Regions from separate parts of the Homo sapiens genome. Here region 2 is linked to region 1. Evidence: chromatin loops called from intact Hi-C (ENCODE). Cell type or tissue: HCT116. All regions are shown on one strand. Each heading gives the region's core, and the rest is flanking DNA. Links, peaks and the distances in the headings are about the cores only. Region 1 overlaps SH3PXD2A (SH3 and PX domains 2A). Region 2 overlaps SLK (STE20 like kinase).

Evidence for each region. A loop is a pair of places that touch in the nucleus more often than their neighbours do. Peaks named below come from ENCODE experiments on the same cell type or tissue, not always from the same donor. Only the 100,000 strongest peaks of a DNase experiment are listed, where the experiment ranks them.
Region 2: a loop joins it to region 1, with 3 times the contacts of the local background. A loop is called at or near these places in 3 of 110 quality-filtered maps.

What each region holds. Positions count from the first base shown.
Region 1 is chr10:103,709,065-103,718,323 of GRCh38, reverse strand. The region is part of intron 5 of SH3PXD2A (SH3 and PX domains 2A); the gene reads left to right. Among named protein-coding and RNA genes, the nearest start is that of SH3PXD2A-AS1, 33 kb to the left of the region's middle. RefSeq lists an enhancer at 8,689-9,259. In HCT116, for the core only: CTCF peaks have their summits at 5,242 and 6,536 (motif pointing right); DNase peaks (open chromatin) are centred at 1,893, 2,723 and 5,203; H3K27ac peaks cover 1,511 bases.
Region 2 is chr10:104,022,991-104,032,249 of GRCh38, reverse strand. It overlaps SLK (STE20 like kinase), which reads right to left. Exons shown (of 19, transcript NM_014720.4): 19 at 3,017-6,676. The coding sequence ends at 6,530. It overlaps COL17A1 (collagen type XVII alpha 1 chain), which reads left to right. Exons shown (of 56, transcript NM_000494.4): 56 at 1-964. The coding sequence ends at 15. Among named protein-coding and RNA genes, the nearest start is that of MIR936, 21 kb to the left of the region's middle. In HCT116, for the core only: a CTCF peak has its summit at 3,880; a DNase peak (open chromatin) is centred at 3,909.

The DNA.
Region 1 (9,259 bases), core at 420-8,419:
TGCCCTTGGCCCCGTGCGGTGGCTTATGCCTGTAATCCCAGCACTTCAGGAGGTCAAGGCGGGAGGATTGCTTGAGCCCAGGAGTTTGAGACCAGCCTGAGCAACATAGTGAGACCCCCATCTCTACAAAAAAAAGAAAAAAGAAAAAAAATGAGCCAGGCATGGTGGCACACGCCTGTGGTCCCCGCTACTCAGGAGGCTGAGGCAGGAGGATTGCTTAAGCCCAGAGTTTGAGGTTACAGTGAACTATGATTGCACCACTGCACTCCAGCCTGGGCAACAGAGACAGACCCTGTATCTTAAAAAAAAAAAAAAGACACATGGAAGCCACACCAAGAGACACCCTCTGTAGCAGCTGAGATGACCCCACTGTGAGCATGACCTGCCTCCTGGCACAGTGTCCTGAGGCCACTTTACTGACTCAGCTCCCCCTTGCTTTGCTCTGCCTGATCTCCTGAGAATCCCTTGCTTCCACAGGCAAGGCCCCTCACCCCCAGATGCAGTCCTCCCATATGGTGTCAACAAGGGCAAACAGGAGCTAAAGGCAGGCCCAAACTGGCCCGGCAGGACTCACCACGTGGTCAACTGCGTGACCCAGAAATGCCTCTTTGTGTTCCATTTTAAATTCTCATCCAGTGGAAATAAGGAATCTAAAAGTCTTTGAAACGAACGCTAGGAACTCTGTCTGTAGATTCCCAGGAGGATGCAGTTCTGGTGGGAGAAAGATCTGGCCGTAGGGCCCCAGGATCCACCTTTGCATCTCTGCAGCCTCCTGGCCCAGTGGCCACGCCCTCATTCTTTTCTTAGCTTGTCGCCAGCCTCCATGCTCTGCCCCATGGTTCCCTCCACCAGGAGCACCCTCCTCTCCTCCCCACTCGCTCTGGAACTGCATCCTACTCTGTCTCCAGACTCAGCTTGGGCCCCTCCTCCAGAAAGCCCTCCCTAGAGCTGGCAACCTGGCAGCCTTGGGATCTGTTTATGGATCTCTCCCCACCAAGGAACCCACATCTCTGGACCCCCAGGACCTGGCACCTAGTAAGTGTTGGGTGATTGCCCAACTGTGCCAAAATAAAGCCAGGCTATTTAATAGAGTTATACATTGAACTGCCCACCTCGGGGAGCAGAGCCAGGAGGATTCTCAACCTCTCCGGAGTCAGGGGGCCAGGGGTCAGAGACCAGCTCTGCCACTTGCCTCAGGCAAGTTGCAAGGCCCTTGTGTGCCTCAGTTTCCTTTATCTGTAGAGTGGGAATCGTTGCTGCCTCCAAAGGCAGTTGCGAGGATGATGCTTTAGCACACATAAAGTGCCAAACAAACCTGGCACGGTGTCAGCACTGCCAAGGCCAGTGTTTGCTGTCCCCATCATGGTGGGATGGGGACATCCCGGGTGGAAGCGCACAGCAGCAGCAGGCCCACATCACTTCCCTCCACATACATACACACGTTCTCCACTTCTGGAGATGCAAGGCTGCCTTTGCAGCCTCAGGGCTGAGGTTGCAGCCTTCTTGACCACTGCTGGCAGTCCAAGCCTGTGGGCAGGGTGGGCACACATGCCTTTGGTGCACCCATATCACAGAGGGGAAAACTGAGGCCAGGGCTGAGCTGATCTGCCCTGCTCTTGTCACTCACTTAGTATCTTTCTTCTTGGGCCTCTTACCAGCCCACTGGCCTTACCAGCCCACCTCTTACCCACGATGGGACACATAGTGGGCCCACACAGTGGGTAGACAGTCACCTCCCACTTCCTGCTCTCACCCTGGGCTTATCCCTTCGGCTTGTTTCTTCCTGCTGAAGCCAGCCATGATCCTGGTTAAATTCTTGACATTGCATGGGAGGAGCAGATAGCCCTGCTAAACTGGTTTCTGTTCTTCAGCCCAGGGCCACAGAGCCACCCTCTGTTGTACAGTAGAACAATGCCCCAATGTTCCGAGGGACCTGGGGTGAGAGGAGGATGGACTGAGGCCAGGCCAGAACCATCCCTGCCTCAGCCTGCCCATCAGGGGCCCCCAACACTCCCCATGGGGCAGAGTCCACCCCCAGTGTCCCTGCCTCCTGCGGGGAACCCCAGGGCAGGCCAAAAGGGGAGGCCATCCTGCGGGAGGCCTGCCCCAGCCAGAGCACAGGTTTGGGAACTGGGCCGGGCTGGTTAAGGTGGTGCAGGGGCTGGCTTAGGACACTGAGGGAGGCTGCCAGGGAAGGAGGGCCAGGGCAGAGGCAGATGCTGCTTGGGGCCTGGGGTGGGAGGAGGTCAGACTCAAGAAAACACTCTCCTCTGCATGACTTTCTCATCCTCCCCTCCCATTTATATTTTGGGGATGGTTGTTTCATCTTGGACTGCATGGTAAAATTGTGGGGAGTCCAGTGAGGGGGACAGAGGTTGTTGCTGCCATTTGCCTGGGAGAAGCAGAGCCCAGGAGGACAGATGAACTCTGCCAGCCCTGCTTCAGGGTTCCCGTAGGAAGACGAGGGGCAAGGTGGTGTGTGTGGCAGTGCAGCTGGAATAGCACTGAGAATGTGGGGTGTCTCCTCCAGGAGCCCCACATCCCCAATCCCAGTCGAATGCCAGGTCTGGCCTGTTCGGGAAGGCAGGGCGACTGCTCGGCTTATGTCTGGCTGCCAGCCTCTTGAGTTAGAGTCCAGGCTTCCCTGCTCACCAGCAGCATTGCTGTGGGTTGACTGCGTGGCCTTCCATTCTCTGTAAGTCACCCGGAGTCACTGCTCCGGCACTGGGGAGAATGAATTGGGATGATGCGTGTGGATCACAAACTGGGCACTGAGTCATACACCCTCCTACTCCCTTCCTTTTCCTAGGAGGCAAATGGAAGGTTGTGGACAGAGCCCTGGAACCTCTCCACAGCAGCCTCCCTTCACTCTGCAGGTAGTTACTGAGTGCCAGCTGTATGCCAGGGACCGCGTAGGCTAATCACCTCAAGGGTCAAAGCTGAAATTGTGAATTGAGTTAAATTAACTGCAGTGGCAACTGTGGGGACACCCAGCTCTGCCTGTGAGCTTGAATGGCTCACTTCTCCTCTTCCAGTCTGTTTCCCCATCTGTGCAAGGCCCCCGTGGTACATGTGGCAAAATGATTGTGAGGTTCAAGGGAGCAAATGCGTAGAAAATGCCCCTATGTACTTAACCCATCACAAAAGCTCAGGAAATGGGATTTTCTGTTTTTCTTCTCCTTTCCTCCATTAGCCCAGGCCTGGGTACAGAGCAGCCACCCCAAAAAGGCTGGGGGAATGGAATTGGGTTGGCCGAGCTGAAGGTGAGAGCTGGGAGAGGAGCATCTCACCGCATCCCTCTCTGCTCTGGGAGTCCTGGCCAGGGCTGGTGCTGCCTGTGGAGCGAGGCTGCCCCTACCACCCTGCAGGCTGTTGGAAACTCCAGGGCATCCCAAGTCCCTGTCTCTCCTGGGGGATTGGGGTAGAAAGTCCACCCACACATGCCTGGCTGCATTCTGGTCAGACACCTATCATCAAGATGGCTCTGTGTGCTCTGTAAAGCCCTGCCACCACCCATCTGGCCAGGGACGTGGGCCACACTGTCCTTGCAGCCCCCTGCCACTGGCTGCTGCACAAATAGCCTCTTTATGTTGATGGGCAGGAGGGCCAGCTGGACCTTGGAGCTGTGGGAGGCTGAGGGAGGGAACAGAACGTTAGATAAATAAACCTTGTCCATCCCCTGCCATGCCCCCTTCAACCTGGGTGGGCAGGTGGCAGGAAAATGCCCACAGGAAGCTGTGTCCAACCCACTTGAAAGGGGCATTGGCCGTGGGGAACAAGGACTTCTGCAGGCTCAGCTGTCATGCTGGGTCGGCGAGCTGGAGGGAAGCAGATTCAAACACCCCCAGTCCAGCCCAGCTCATAGCGCACACGCCTGGGAGGCCCATGTCCAGGGAGAGAAGATGACTCTGTTTTCAGGCCTGGCACAGGATTTTCTTCAGGGTGGGGAGGAAGGTGGCAGGGAAGGGTATCCTGGTGCAGGAGTGTGTGGGGGTAGACTGGGTCCCCCATTAATTTCTTGGGCTTGTGCATTCTATGTTCTCTGAAACCTCAAGACCCCCATGTGCCCACTCTCTTACCCCCAAGGAAGGCCTACAGAGCCCTTTGGAGCCTCTGGCGGAAGGGGTAAGCCCTGGAAGAGCGCTGAGGCCTGCTTTGCTGTTATGTTGTGTTCAAGGTGGGTCTTGGTTCCCCTGTGGTTATCACTACCCTCCATGTTCCTAGTCCCTGGGTAGTTACCCCTCCATGGGGAGTTTAAGGCAGAACTGAACCTAGAACCTGGGTCTTCGGCCACTGGGACCAGCCTTCCTCTGTTGCATTCTTGTGGGAGGCGTGTGTTCATGCAAGTGTTTCTAGATCATCTCTATGTGAGGCCCGGGACTTCAGAAGTAGCTCAGTCCCCACTCTCGGGGCCCTGGTGGTCTAAGGGGGAGGATAGCATGGCATGGGCCTGGCTTGCTTCCACAGGAGGCAGCAGACCATTATAGGCTCTGGCAAACCCTGGCTCCTCCCCCACCTGCTGTGTGGCCTGGGAATTATTTAAACTCCCAAAACCTCAATGTCCTTGCCTATAAAACAGGGCTTATAACAGCTGCTGATAATGGGGAAGACAGAAAAAGAACAACTGATTGTAATAGGTGCAGGGCCTTGCGCAGCAACAAACCAGCCTGCTGAGGTGGTCAGGAAGGCCTCCCTGAGGAGGTGGCATTCAGGCTGAGACTAAAGCAAGAGCTCACTACTCAAGGAGAGTGGCAGAGGAGGGCATCCAGGCCAGAGGGAGTCCCTGAGATTGTGTTTCAAGGATTGAAAGAAATTTCATCTTCCGTGAGAGTAAGGGATTTTTGGCTAGGGCTAGGCCAAGAAGAGATAGGCCTGAGGCAGTCATTAACAATCGCTACACTTCAGCATCAGGTAAATGGGCAGAACCTAGGGGTCTCTGGGCTATCTCCTGGCTCTGACATTCTGAGGTCCTAGCAGAACCAGTTGGCTATTGCAGTGGTCCAAGCATGCAACAGTCAGGATCTAGAGAGGGGCTGGATGGCTGTGGGAATGGGAGATATTCATAGACATAGTCCGAGATGAAAGGGACAAGCATCCAGAGACCTTGTGACTCCTTCCCCTTCACAGGCTCTGTAAGTTGGATCTTGAGGGTGGTTGGAGTTTGGGCACGTCTGTAACTTTGGGTCACTTTGAAGCCCTCGGTTCATGAGATACATGTGTATCTGGCTCCACCCCATGGCCATATCGGATATTACAGCTCCCAGCGTCTGGCTGATGCTGTACTAAAGCCGTGCTGGACCCTTGAGCATGGTTTATCTTGTTTGAGCATCCGTACAATCCAGGGAGGCCCATGCTCCTTTCTGCAGATGAGGGACCTTAGGCTGAGACTGGTTGACTTACCTCTCAGCTAGGAAGTGTCAGAGGCTGGACTCATGCCATTGCCCTTCAGCTCCAAGTCCACACCCCACACGGGGGTGAGCTGAGGATGAAGTGAGAAGCACCTGACCCTTGGCTGGGGCAACTAGCTCCAAATTTCAGGATGGGACCCTTCATCAGACAGAAGGGCAGAATAACTGCATCAGGACGCCATGGTTGCCATGGTCACCACGGGGGCTGAAGGTAGAGTTGAAGGCATGTGCCACATTTGGGATCTTTTAAGGGGAACCCAGGTTTCCTGCTGGGCCACATCCCTGAAAAGGTACAAGGTTTGCTGAGACTGCCAAGTCTGGTCCAGGCCCCCCAGGGCAGCCTGTTGAGACCCTTCCCCCAGCCTCAGGAGCTCCAAGGAGGGGCTTCCTATCCCAGGAGGGTTCAGGCCTCTGAGGAGGGGTGCTGCCTGGCTGGTACAGGCTCCTCTGATGGAACAGACACAGGGAAACCGGTTCTAGAAGCACTCAGAAAACCAGGTTTCCCGCTCCCAAACCACAGACTGAGCCCTTGGCTTCCCACACCCTCTCTCATGAATGGCCCATTTGGTCATGGGTCCAGAGGGCACGCAGATGGCTACGTGCAAAACCCCACCCAGGACATGTGGCCCGGAGCATGGCTCAGTGGTCAGAGCCAGAGGGAGAGTTTCCCCCAGACAGCTTTACTGAGGTATAATTTACATGCTATAATATGTACTTGTTTTAAGTGTACAATTAATTCATTGATTACTAATACTTTTACAGTTGTGCAACCATCACCACAATCCAATTTTAGAGCAGTTCCATCTCCCTTAAAAGATCCCAGAGGGAGGTTTTGGGGTTATTTTCTTTCCTTTTTTTTTTTTTAATTTTGAGACAGGGTTTCTCTCCATTGCCCAGGCTGGAGCTCAGTGGCACAATCGTGGCTCACTGCAGCCTTGACGTCCCAGGCCACCTCAGCCCCCAAGTAGCTGGGACTGCAGGCACACACCACCATGGCAGGATAATTTTTTTATTTTTATTTTTTGTAGAGACGGGGTCTGGCTCTGTTGCCCCTGCTAGTCGCAAATTCTTGGCTTCAAACGATCCTCCCGCCTCGGCTTCCCAACGTGCCAGGATTAGAGGTGTGAGCTGCCATGCCTGGCCACCAGAGGGACATTTTATATTCTTCCAAACTCCAGGTTTTGGAGACCTGTTGGTATCCCTTCCCTCTGCTCCTGTGTGAGGGGAGGACATGCCTGTTCCCAGGGACTGAGTCTCTGCCCCACTTGCTGCTGCTGTCATTTCTGGGCCCTCTGGTAGTTCCAGCTGCTACGCTGCCCTTGCACAGATTGCTCAGTAGCCCGGGGACGAGGTCTGCCTGGCCCTCCCGGTGCAGCTCTGAGGTGGACTAACCACTGAGTTGGCGCCCAGGGTGAAGGGGGAGGGTGTTCATCTCAGTGGGCACGTTCCCTGCGTATTGATTCCAGTGGCCCAGCTGGGTGTTCACTTTGAACTTCATCCCCAACCCCAGGTAGTTACGTGCCCCAGGTCAGTGGGAAGGCCACCTCAAATGCAATGCTTACTTCCCCCCAAACTTCTTAGAAGGCCAGTAGGTGCAGGCAACAGGCCAAGAGGCTGCACCACAATGATGCCCAACTTTCTACCCAGGGAAATTCCAGGTGTTCTGGCAGCTCAGCTGTTTAGCAGAAAGTGCATGAGGAGCTGATTATCAGCTTGGCTTTTTATAATCATTTTTCCCTCTTGGGATGCTCCTGGGAAGGAAGGTGGCAGAGCTGTTAAGGGAGGTGGCCTTGGACTCACAGGTGTAACTTCAGATCCTGGTTCAGCCCCCCACCAGCTATGTGCCAGGTGGGGCAACCGTTTTTTATTATTATTTTTAGAGACAAGGTCTCTGTCTCTCTCCCAGTCCTGGAGTGCAGTGGCACCATCACAGCTCACTGTAGCTTCAAACTGCTGGGCTCAAGCAATCCTCCTGCCTCAGCCTCCCGAGTAACTAGGACTACTGGCACATGCCACCGTGCCCCACTATTTTTTAAATTTTTTGTAGACATTGGGTCTTGCTATGTTGTTGAGGCTGGTCTTGAACTCCTGGACTCAAGCCATCCTCCTGCCTTGGCCTCCCAGGCAATCTTTTAACCCCACCTAAACTCACCACTTACTCACCACACCTGGGCCTGCCATCCCCACCTCTCACCCCAATACTGGGACGTCTCACTTGTGGCATATACCACAGAGGTAATTAAATCCTTAACATCCGGCTTCCCTGAGAGGCTGCACACACCCTGAGGGCCGGGACATTACTGCCAGGCATCTACCATATCCCTCGTGCTAGCTGAAGGATGGACACAGTAAATGCAATAAATGGAGAGGATGACTGTCTGTGGGCCTTATGTTCCCCCAGGAGTAAAATAGGGACCATAGAAGTGGCAGCATAGGGTTACTATGAGGTCTAGAAAGCTAATAATAGCTCAATTACTGTATCTCACCATGTGATGACATTCTTCTAAGCGATTTACATTTTTTAAATTATTATTATTTTTTGAGATGGGGTCTCACTCTGTCACCCAGGTTGGAGTGCAATGGTGCGATCTCGACTCACTGCAACCTTCACCTCCCAGGCTCAAGCGATTCTCCTGCCTCAGCCTCCCAACTACAGGTGATGCCCAGCTAATTTTTTGTATTTTTGGCAAAGGCAGGGTTTTGCTATGTTGCCCAGGCTGGTCTCAAACTCCCGAGCTCAGGTGATCCACCCACCTTGGCCTCCCAAAGTGCTGGGATTACAGGTGTGAGCTACTGTGCCCAGAGGACTTTTTTTTTTTTTGAGATGGAGTCTTGCTCTGTCACCCAGGCTGGAGTGCAGTGGCATGATCTCAGCTCACTGCAACCTCCGCCTCCCGGGTCCAAGTGACTCTCCTGCCTCAGCCTCCCAAGTAGCTGGGATTACAGGTGTCCACCCCCATGCTCATATTTTTAGTAGAGACAAGGTTTTGCCATGTTGGTCACACTGGTCTCGAACTCCTGACCTCAGGTGATCCACCCACCTTGGCTTCCCAAAGTGCTGGGATTATAGGCATGAGCCACCTTGCCCGGCCAGCCTACATGTTTTAATTCTCTAATTTTTGCATCCATCCTATGAAGTGGGTATAGTTGTCATTTCCCCCTAGTTTGCAGATTAAGCCACTGAAGCACAGAGAGGTCATGTGACTTGCAACGCCAATAACTGGCAAATATGGGCTAGAACCTCTTACCTATCCTACCCCTCAATGAAGCTTGGCAAGGGCTTAGCATGCTGCCCAGCATGCAGTCTTAATGAATGGTACCAGTTGTTACTATTGTTGTTGCCGAAGGGGCTGTGCCAGAGGCTGGCTCATTAGCGCCCACAAAACACGACTCATCTCTCAGCTACGTGGGTTTGCAGTTTCTGGAGTCATCGGAGCAGCCTCTCCTTCCATCCTTGCTGTGTCCCAGTGAGAGGCAAGGTGGGAGGGTTTGCCCCTGGTCCCAGGCTTTGGAGCTCAGTTCCCCAGACATCATCCAGCCCAGCCTTTGCAGGTTGTGCAGTCCAGAGAAGGGAAATGGTTGCCTGAGGTCAGAGAAACTGGATTAGCACCAGGATTTTTGGCTCCAAGTCCAGTGCTCTTTCTGGCTCTCAGAACTTTCCCAGCCGATTTCAAGAGCAACCCCAGGCTTGGAGCATTTGGAGCATCCCTGGTGCGGTGCCTGGGAGGGTGCCTGGAGGCCTGAGTTGAGCCCTTGAGAAGATCCCAGTAGGAGCCTGGCTGATGGACAGGGAGAAGGGACTGGCTCCTCTGAATGGCTCAGAGGCAGGAGCTTGGCTGTGGCCAGGTCTG
Region 2 (9,259 bases), core at 851-8,850, 310 kb before region 1:
GCTGTCAAGCCGTGAGCTAGCCATGGCAGGACAGCTCCTGGACCAGGTCTCATAATGCATGTGGCACTTAGGTCCAAGGTCTCCAGAGGGTGAAAGCTGGAGTCTGTCAATGTCCTACTGAGACAGCACAGCCAACCTAGCTAGCAACATTTGTTTTAGTCTGAACAATATATACTTATAGAATTCAGTCAAAGATACACAATCTGAAACAGCTTCATGGGGTGGACTCTAACAGTAGTTGCAATGTTTTAGAATGAGACTTACTTCTCTGCTATCTAGATCTGAACTCCTTGGCTTCTTTACTTAGTTCAAGCCCCAGCCTAGGAAAGCCAGTTACATAAAAGTTGGCTCAGGAGTCTTAGAGCTTTACCTAAATATGAGCCCAGAAAACGGAGGATGGGGGTGGGGCGCCTTCCTGGAGGTGACACTTGATGGGGGTGTGTTCTGGTTACTGTTCTAAGGCTGTGCCATCAGCTCCTTCCTCCCCTGTTCATTCTGCATTCTCTAGTCAGTTGGCTAAGAAGTGACTCTTGCAACTAAAAAAATTAAGAAATTCACTTCCCCTCTAGGAGGTGATGATAGGGTTTCTAATGGTTATATGTATATCACATTCCCATTTGCTTAGAAAGTCTGATTGTAGCTATGATTGTCCGTAGGCCCATACTAGAGTTCATGGATATGTTATACTGAACCAGGCCAGAGCAAACAGAAAAAGAAGGTTGAGGGCAATGGACAAGGAAGGAATAAAGGGAGAAGAGGGAAAACAGAAAACCTGATGCTGGGGACACAGCATCAGCTCAAGACGTCACCCTCCATTCTGCACTCAGAAAATGGCACTTGGGGGACTGGGCGCAGTTGGTCTTTAACCACTTTTCAATGTCTAAAAACATTTGTTTGTGGTCTATAAGATGAAACATCATTTCAATCGTAAAATTTCCCATTAAAGAAGTTTTTTTTTCTAATATCATGTTTAATGTGATTCGTCTGACCAAAGAAAGATTAAAAAATAGTCTGGGTTAATTGGGTCTGATTCTAACACTGTTTATTACAAACACAAGAAAACAAAAGTGGTTGTATTTTGGGGCATAGCTTCTGGTATTTCATTCAATCCCTGAGGTCTTCAAAGGCAAATCTTTAGATACCTGCAACTATGAACTCAATCTGGGGATTTTACAAAGCACATGAAAGTTTTCCCCAAGCATAAGTTATTTGAAATAAACATGCAACAAATGAGCAAGAAGATTACTTGCAATTAGGTAGTGCTTTATCCTGGGGCAATGGAATTATGATTGTAGGGCAAGTAATATATGGAATATAGAAACTTCTATTAAAGAAAAATGTACAAATCTCAAATGCCCCAAAGAAATGCACAGTAAAATCAGACACTCCAATTGAGAAGAGACTCTACTTAGCCACTTTGTGAATTTGTTACAAGTTGTGACTCTCAAATTGCTGGATAATTAAAAATGGGATTAAATTGCATCTATTTCTACACCACTACTCTTCTAAAAAGACTTTATTTTCCATAAGGTCTCTGCTGAGTATCTCATATTATCCCAGAAAAAACACTCCACTTGTTTCCTCTATATCAAACAACCGCTAACGGCAACAACCAGTCAAGCACTACACACTCTACGTGGTCTTTTTGCCTCTTTTATTATATCCTGATAATTGCCTGCTATGAATTAATGAGAATTTTTTAAAAATAAGGCTGGGCGCGGTGGCTCATGCCTGTAATCCCAGAATTTCGGGAGGCCGAGGCGGGCAGATTGCTTAAGCCCAGGAGTTCGAGACCAGCCTGAGCAACATGGCAAAACCCCATCTCTACTAAAAATACAAAAAAATTAGCCGGCATGGTGGCGGGCACCTGTGATCCCAGCTACTCGGGAGGCTGAGGCTGAAGAATCACTTGAACCCAGGAGGTGAAGGTTGCAGTGAGCTGAGAACGTGCCACTGCACTCCAGCCGGCAAGACTCCATCTCAAAAAATAAAACAAAAATAAAATAAAAATTAGTTCATACAGCCTCCAGATTTCAAACAACTTGAGTTTTACTAAGCAAAACTATTGTGTATAATAAAGGAATTGTGCTTTTTAAATAATTTTTTTTCAAAAGAATTCATTAGTTTTACCCAAAGGCTGAATTTTTTACTTTTTAATTGTAGCTTTTACACTTATTAAAAGTAACTTCCAAAAAAAGGGGGGAAAAAGATGTTTTGACCCTTTAAAAAAAAGTAGCTTTAGGGGTTCAAGTATTATATCCCCTTTAATAGTGATCCTTATCTTGATTAATCAAGACATAGGAGTTTTTTCCTTGTTACTAGATCTACCTAAGATACCCAAAGTCTTCATCAAGTTTTAGCTCAAGTAAAATAGGGTACAAGTCCAAACTTACTACCTTCTCTGGACAAAACTCAGAAAGAGGATGGGCAGATATGAGGTTATGTCCTCAGCTGGATGGCAATGGATGTTAGCCTCTTTTGTTTCATTTTTTTTTTTTAAGTCAAGAATGAGCTCAATAGTGCACAACGCTCCCAGATTAGAAAATGACACTCCATGCCTCCCTCCAGCTGGACACGTGCCGAGTGATGCTGCCTAGCGTCTACTGAATCTTGCATGAACGTTATCAATGACGAAGAGACTATTTTTGCAGAAGTGAGGTCATATGATTTGTGAAATGCTTGGTGAGAAAAATCATCCATCCCAAGAGGAAAAGAAATTAAAAACATACACATATATACATAGGCTGATAGAAATATTTTAAGCACCTCCCAAAGGAGGGGTTTGCATTCTGAAAGACAACCCCCAGCAAGTTATCACTAAAAACTACATTTGAGTGTGTGTGTGTTTGCGTGTATGCTGTGGACTACACACAGCTAGGAATACTAACTCTGGAAGGGTCAGAAGACCTGCGGGGACTGCAAGTTTTACAATATAACTAGGACCAACAACTGCAAAGTGTTCTCAGGCAGGACACTCCAGTTTCAAAGATTCTCAATAAAAGACTGCTTCCCAAAATTGATTAAGAAATAACTTTATTTTTCATGTGTCAATCCCATGATTGAAAAGACATGTTGCTCTCAAGTAGATAAGAGGCATAATCTTAAACAAAATTCTTTCTGAAAATTTAGCTTATGAACTCATTACACTGCAAACCAGAGAAGGAGCACAAAAAGCTGCAGCCCACATTGAAACCTGGCAAACACTCTCCGCCAAAATTAGTAGCAGGAATGTTAAAGCTTTATCAAAAACATGTCAGCAACGGAATAGCAACAATACAGCCATTAACTGTTGTGCCTTCAACTTAAGAAAAGCATTTAAAGAATCACCCCATTTCTTATAAAAATCATTTCTCAGAAAAGAATTGTTAATCAAAAGACTATTAGAACTGGAACTCTCTTCTTTCACTTCAGTTCTAGATTTTCTTTAATCAACAATATCTCTAGTTAATACTTGGACAGAATTTGGCTTCTCAGAAGAGTCTTTGTCATTTAAGCACAGTGTGGAATGGGAAAAAGTGTATAGTTACAAGGAAACTAGAAGAGTACAAAAAAATAGTCACTTCTGAAACTCGCTGATGCTCAAGAAATCAGAGACCCTTCATTAAGGTGGGTCTCATATGCCTGAGAGCTTTGTGCTTGAGGAAGTATGACTTAGAGGTAGCTCTGGTTCTGGTAATTTATATTTAATTATAATTTGCTGTATCCTGTCACAAGAGAGTTCTAATATTTTCAGCAAAGTAAAAGCATTCAACATTTTTTCCTTACCCACCCTATAGCTTCCCCATAGAAAAAGATAAGAAAAAGCTTAATGTGACTCCACATAGAATAGCAGCTAATTCAGCAATTCGCACTGTATGGTTGTTGACAGGACTAGGAAAGGCAGCCTAGTGCCCCAAGCTGTAGGAGCTGGATCTGCAGAAGTGTGCAGGTCTGCTGTGTTCACAGCACTCAGGGAAAGAGGGGAGGAGGTGGCTGATGAGGGTGCACGTTCGGAGAAGTCTGTATGTGTTTCATGGCATATTCTGCCACAGCAACAAAACAACCAAATCAGCAGTAGATTTGACTGTACCCTTCGATTTCAAAGAAGTCTGCGCCCCTCGCCCACTCGCCACCTACACTTCATGCAGGAAAGATAGATCACTATCATCTATTTGAATACAGGGCCTCAGAAGAGGTGGGCTGGTATGGGTACAAACAGCGTATTTTATAACAAAACACTTTTTGAAAAGATTTATATAACTTTAAGTATTAAAATGAATGCTTTACCTCTACATATGTATCACTGTACAGTCTTGCACCCACACGATTATGGTCATATTTGAAAGCGAACTCAAGCACAAACACTGAATCCAAAAGGCAGTTTTAAGGGAGATCCAACCTTACCCACAGCGCCAACCATTCCACTCTGAGCCTCTCTCCTTGAGTCAATAATCTGAATGTCAAGTTGAAAGGAACAGAAAGAATCAAATATTCAGACCAAATTAATCAGGCACCACACACTATTTAGCGCACAGGGTATCAATTAAATGATACTAGAAAAAAAATGTCTACTGCCTGAGGTATTCATTTTTTAAAAGTCAATAAACTGAAAATTTCAAAGGAGAAAGTGGTATGAAGACGTTCCTTCCCAATCCCTCTTCAAATAAATCATTAAATACACTGGGCAACATTATACTGTCATTTTTATCATAACAATATAAACAATTTTTATCATCATCCTGAATATTACTTTATAAAGATATATATTTTAAAAGGCTTTCAAAACATTTTTCAACCCAGCATTTGAGAATAAAGCATTAAGAGTTTTGTATACAGTAACACATTCATGTGATAAGTGTATGAATTTACAACCATACATAATATGTATATATGTATATATATTTATATAAAAAACAAACTTGGCCAGAAGTTAAGGCTACCTACGAAGTTGTCCAAGTAAATTATGCTTGTCAAAACAATTATAAAATTCAAATCACACATGCATTTTTAAATCATCTAAATCACTGACAAACAAGGTTCAGCATCCAAAGTTTTCAAATTAACTGCAAGAAAGTGCTACAGACATTTACATTTTCTAAATATGAATCAGTGTTCCCACAAAGTTACATTTAAATTTTTCACCAGCCTCAAAAGTAATATAACTGAAAACAAACTTTCACAATTTGGTACCTAGCACTCTTAAGAGAGAATAGGTTGAAAATGGCAGGCAGCAAGCATCATTCACAAATGTGCTGTCTCAGACAGCAAAGTACAGTTTATAATACTGTCTGACCTGACACGTGGTTGAAATTCTAAGCCTCATAAGGGACTAGGAGTGAACATTTCATTAATAATTACACACACCAGCAACCACATGATAAAGGCTTCAGGCTTTTCCCACTCAAATCAAAGTGAATGATTTAAACATGGAACAAAATAAAACCAAGACATAAGTAGCCTCATTTCAAAATAAGGAAAAGTAATTCCTGACGTGCCTAAATATTTAATTTAAACTTTTAAAAAAGTATTCTGAACTAATGCCTCTTTTAAGATTAATTTCTGAAGATATATTTATAAATATAACTCACAGCCTGCAGGCCTCTGACAGAGTTTTAAACAGAATTAGCTAAGATGGAGAGAAATCATTTAACCAGCTCAGGTATTATTTTAGAAAATAAACACAGATAGCTAAACCTATATTGCTTAAATTTCATGAGTTTTACATTTCCAGTTTGCAATCTAAAAGCTACCTCTTTTTTTCATCTTTCCAAACTTTGTACATGTATTTTAGGATGAAAATTTCTATCAAACGGTAAGAGAAGCAAAAATTCCAAAACAACCATGTTTTTAATTCTAAAGATGTTTTTGTCCCTGTTGATCAAAAAGAAAATCCTACTTACGACTTGACTGAAATTTAGTGTTTTAGGCACTATCTTAAGAAAATTAGCACCCTCAATTATTAGCTCATGCCAAAAGAGGTAATTCGTTTTGACAAATCACTGAAATAATTTTTCTCTTTTAAAAGAGGTTGTTCCTATTTAAAGAAAAAAATATATTCATTTACTGAGTCAACAGCATATTTGAGCAAATCATAGCTTTTTTATGAGAGCTGATCCACCAAAAGAAAATTATCCCAACTCTCTGCAGCAGAGCTTCAACTACAGAATTTAGGCATTGAGAAGTTACGTCAGGTAAGAAGAATTTATTAATACTTAGTGATGTAACAGTTTTTCTTAAATAACTTTAAACATTATTTCTCCAACAGTTTTCAGGTAGCAGTGTCTAAAGAACATAATTTTTAAGATGAATATACAAAGTCACCTTAGTCACCAAGATGCTACTTTGCCAACATGGCCTAGCGTCTGTCTTAGTTCGTTTTCCCTTCATCTTTGCTTAAAAACAAAACAAAACAAAAAAAACAAAAAAGGAAAACACCTAGAAGGTGAGGCAGGTGATTGTCTTCATGAGCTATCTGAGAGACTGTGGCAGAAGATGAGAACAGAATGACATACTGAAAGAGCCAAACCCACGCACAGAATGCTTCCCTTTGTTATGATCCGGTGGAATGCAAGCTGGGAATAGGATAAAATTTGGAAATCCGGCTCTGTGTTGATGGGTTAAGGCATTCAGACTCCCCAGTCATTTTAAAGAATACTTCCTGTTCCTGTAGTTTCCTGGCAAACTCTTCTTCCAGTGTCTTAAAAAGAAAGGGAAAAAGAAATTGCTATGTGCTGGTATTATATATAGAATTTATGCTGACAGCCAAGATAAAACTACTTGTCCAAAACACTTTCTTTGTATATAATCCTCAAGAAGACACGCCTGCTCAATTTTTTAAGATCATAAGCTTTGTACAGCCCTATGTGCAAGTCCAGCTCAGCCACATAAATGGACAATTTGGGTCCATTACTTAACTTCCCTATATTAGAGAACCATTTAATTCCTCAATTCCTCTGCTGTAAAAATAGGGATAATTTGCTATGTGAAGTATAAATGTGATAATGATGTACTTACACATACTATGCACTCTAATATATGGTACCTATTATTAACTATTATGTGTTTCTCCCACATGGCACTTACCCCTGCCTACTTGTTATTTTAGTTACGATGCGCCTGTATTTTCTTTCACACTAGACTATAATATAAGCTGTTTAAAGGTACAACTTAAATCAGAATCATTTTTATCCCCATAATACAGAGCAAAAATAAGTGCTTGAGAAATGTAAGAGGCACCATTGTGATGTGAATGTCTGTGCCCCCCAAATCCATATAAAAACCTAATCCCTAATGTGCGGATACTATGCATAGAAGGTGGGACCTCTGAGAAGGGATGAGGTCATGAGGTAGAGCCCTCCAAATGGGATGAGTGCCTTCATGAGGGGCTAAAGAGAGTTGTTATTCCGCCCTGTGAGGACACGGTGAGAAGTCGGCAGTCTGTAACCCAAATGAGGGCCCTCATCAAAGCGTGACCGTGTTGGCACCCTGGTCTCAGACTCCCCAGCCTCCAGTTTATGGCATTTTGTTACAGGTATCAATGACTTTGTGGAGAAGTGATTCAGGGATAAGTGGTGCTGTAGAGGTACAAAGCACAGGAAAAGAAGGAAGGATATAGGAGGGGTTCTCAAAAGAGGTGAAACATGAGCTTAGTGCTGAAGGAAAGATAAGAATTTGATAGGGAGCATAGGGAAGGCATGCCAGAAACAGAGCCGAAACACAGCACAAAGGCAGGAAGCCGAGGAGCTGGTATGAGGAGTGGCCATTATACCCAAGGCTGGAACCTGGACTGGGAACAAAGTGGCTAGTGGGAGAGGAAGCTAGAAAGGGTGACTGTGACTCAGGTGTGGCACTATGAAGGCTTCACAGTCAAACTGAGGCATTAATTTACATTTTACTCTGATGGAACTGAAGATTTCTCAACATCAGTATGACAGTGTCAAGAGATGTCCTTGAGGATAAATCCTCCGGTGATGGCAGGCGAGTGGGAAGAAAGGAAAGGGAACTAGAAATTAGAAGGCCCATTAGGAAATTCCTGAATAATTTAAACAAGCACCAGGATAGCAGTGAGAAAGAAAGGAGACACATTATGAAAAAGAGTCCAAATTAATTGGCGCCTGATTGAATGTAGGGTGTGACAGAAATGAAAAATAATTCTGGTTTCTAGCGTAGATGTCAGTTAAGAGAACAGGAATGCAGAAAAGAACATCTGATGGTGAGTGGCCTGCAGTGAGCGCGGAAACGTGAGATGGAGATGAAGGAACATCTGGCAGTGAGTGGGCCTGCAGTGAGTGGGGAAAGGTGAGATGGAGATGAAGGAAAAGGATGCTGAGTTTGGTTTTCTCTCTACTGAGTTTATACTCTTTAGTCAACACTGAACAGGTATGTAGTCATCTGTACAATGTGCCAGGAACTGTTCTAGAAACTGGGTACATATCAATAAATGAAGCGATCATGGCATGCTTTTAAGGAGTTTATATTCTCACTCGCAAGAGGGGACAATAAACAAATGTGTCTGGTGGTGATGAATTGTTACAAAGAAAAACAAAGAAAGGAGAGCAGATACAGAATGTTTGGGGTTCAGTATAGGTGCTACTGAGATACAGTGACCAAAAAAGGTCACAAGGCCTAGGTGAAATGAGGAGGAGCATAACACCCAGATGGAAAATGGGCGCTTACTGCCCAAACTGATAATAAAAACAAGAAACAATAATAGCAACAGCAACCATTCACTGAACCATTACTATAGCTCAGGTACTAGATAACTGCTATATAAACAACACCAAATAGGTAGTATCACTCTCATTTTACAAATTAGGAAAACTAGGCCTAGAAATGGTAAGTGAGAAAATTAATCAGTAAGTGTCAGTACTGAGATCTGAACACACACCTGTATGACTTTACAATTCATGCTCTATACAACTGCTACCATTTAAGTTTTGGAGTTGTCTATCTGCAACAGTTGAAGCCATGACTAGCAATAAAATCATCAAGGTAAAGACTGTTCTTTACTACAGGGGCAAAACTGAGAAATGTCTACATTTCAGGAGACAAAAGGGGATAAAGAACACAGAGAATGAGCAGAGCTGTGTCACAAAAGCCAGGTGAGAGGAGAATTTTAAGAAACAAGACTTTTAAGGAGAACAGTTAGATAAGGCCATAGGATTTGACTATTAGCAACTCACTTGTGACCACTGTCAACTAGTTCAACTAGGGTGTTTGAAGCAGATGCTAGGCTGCAAGTAGGTAAAGGAGATTTTACACCGTTTACAATTCTGTACCT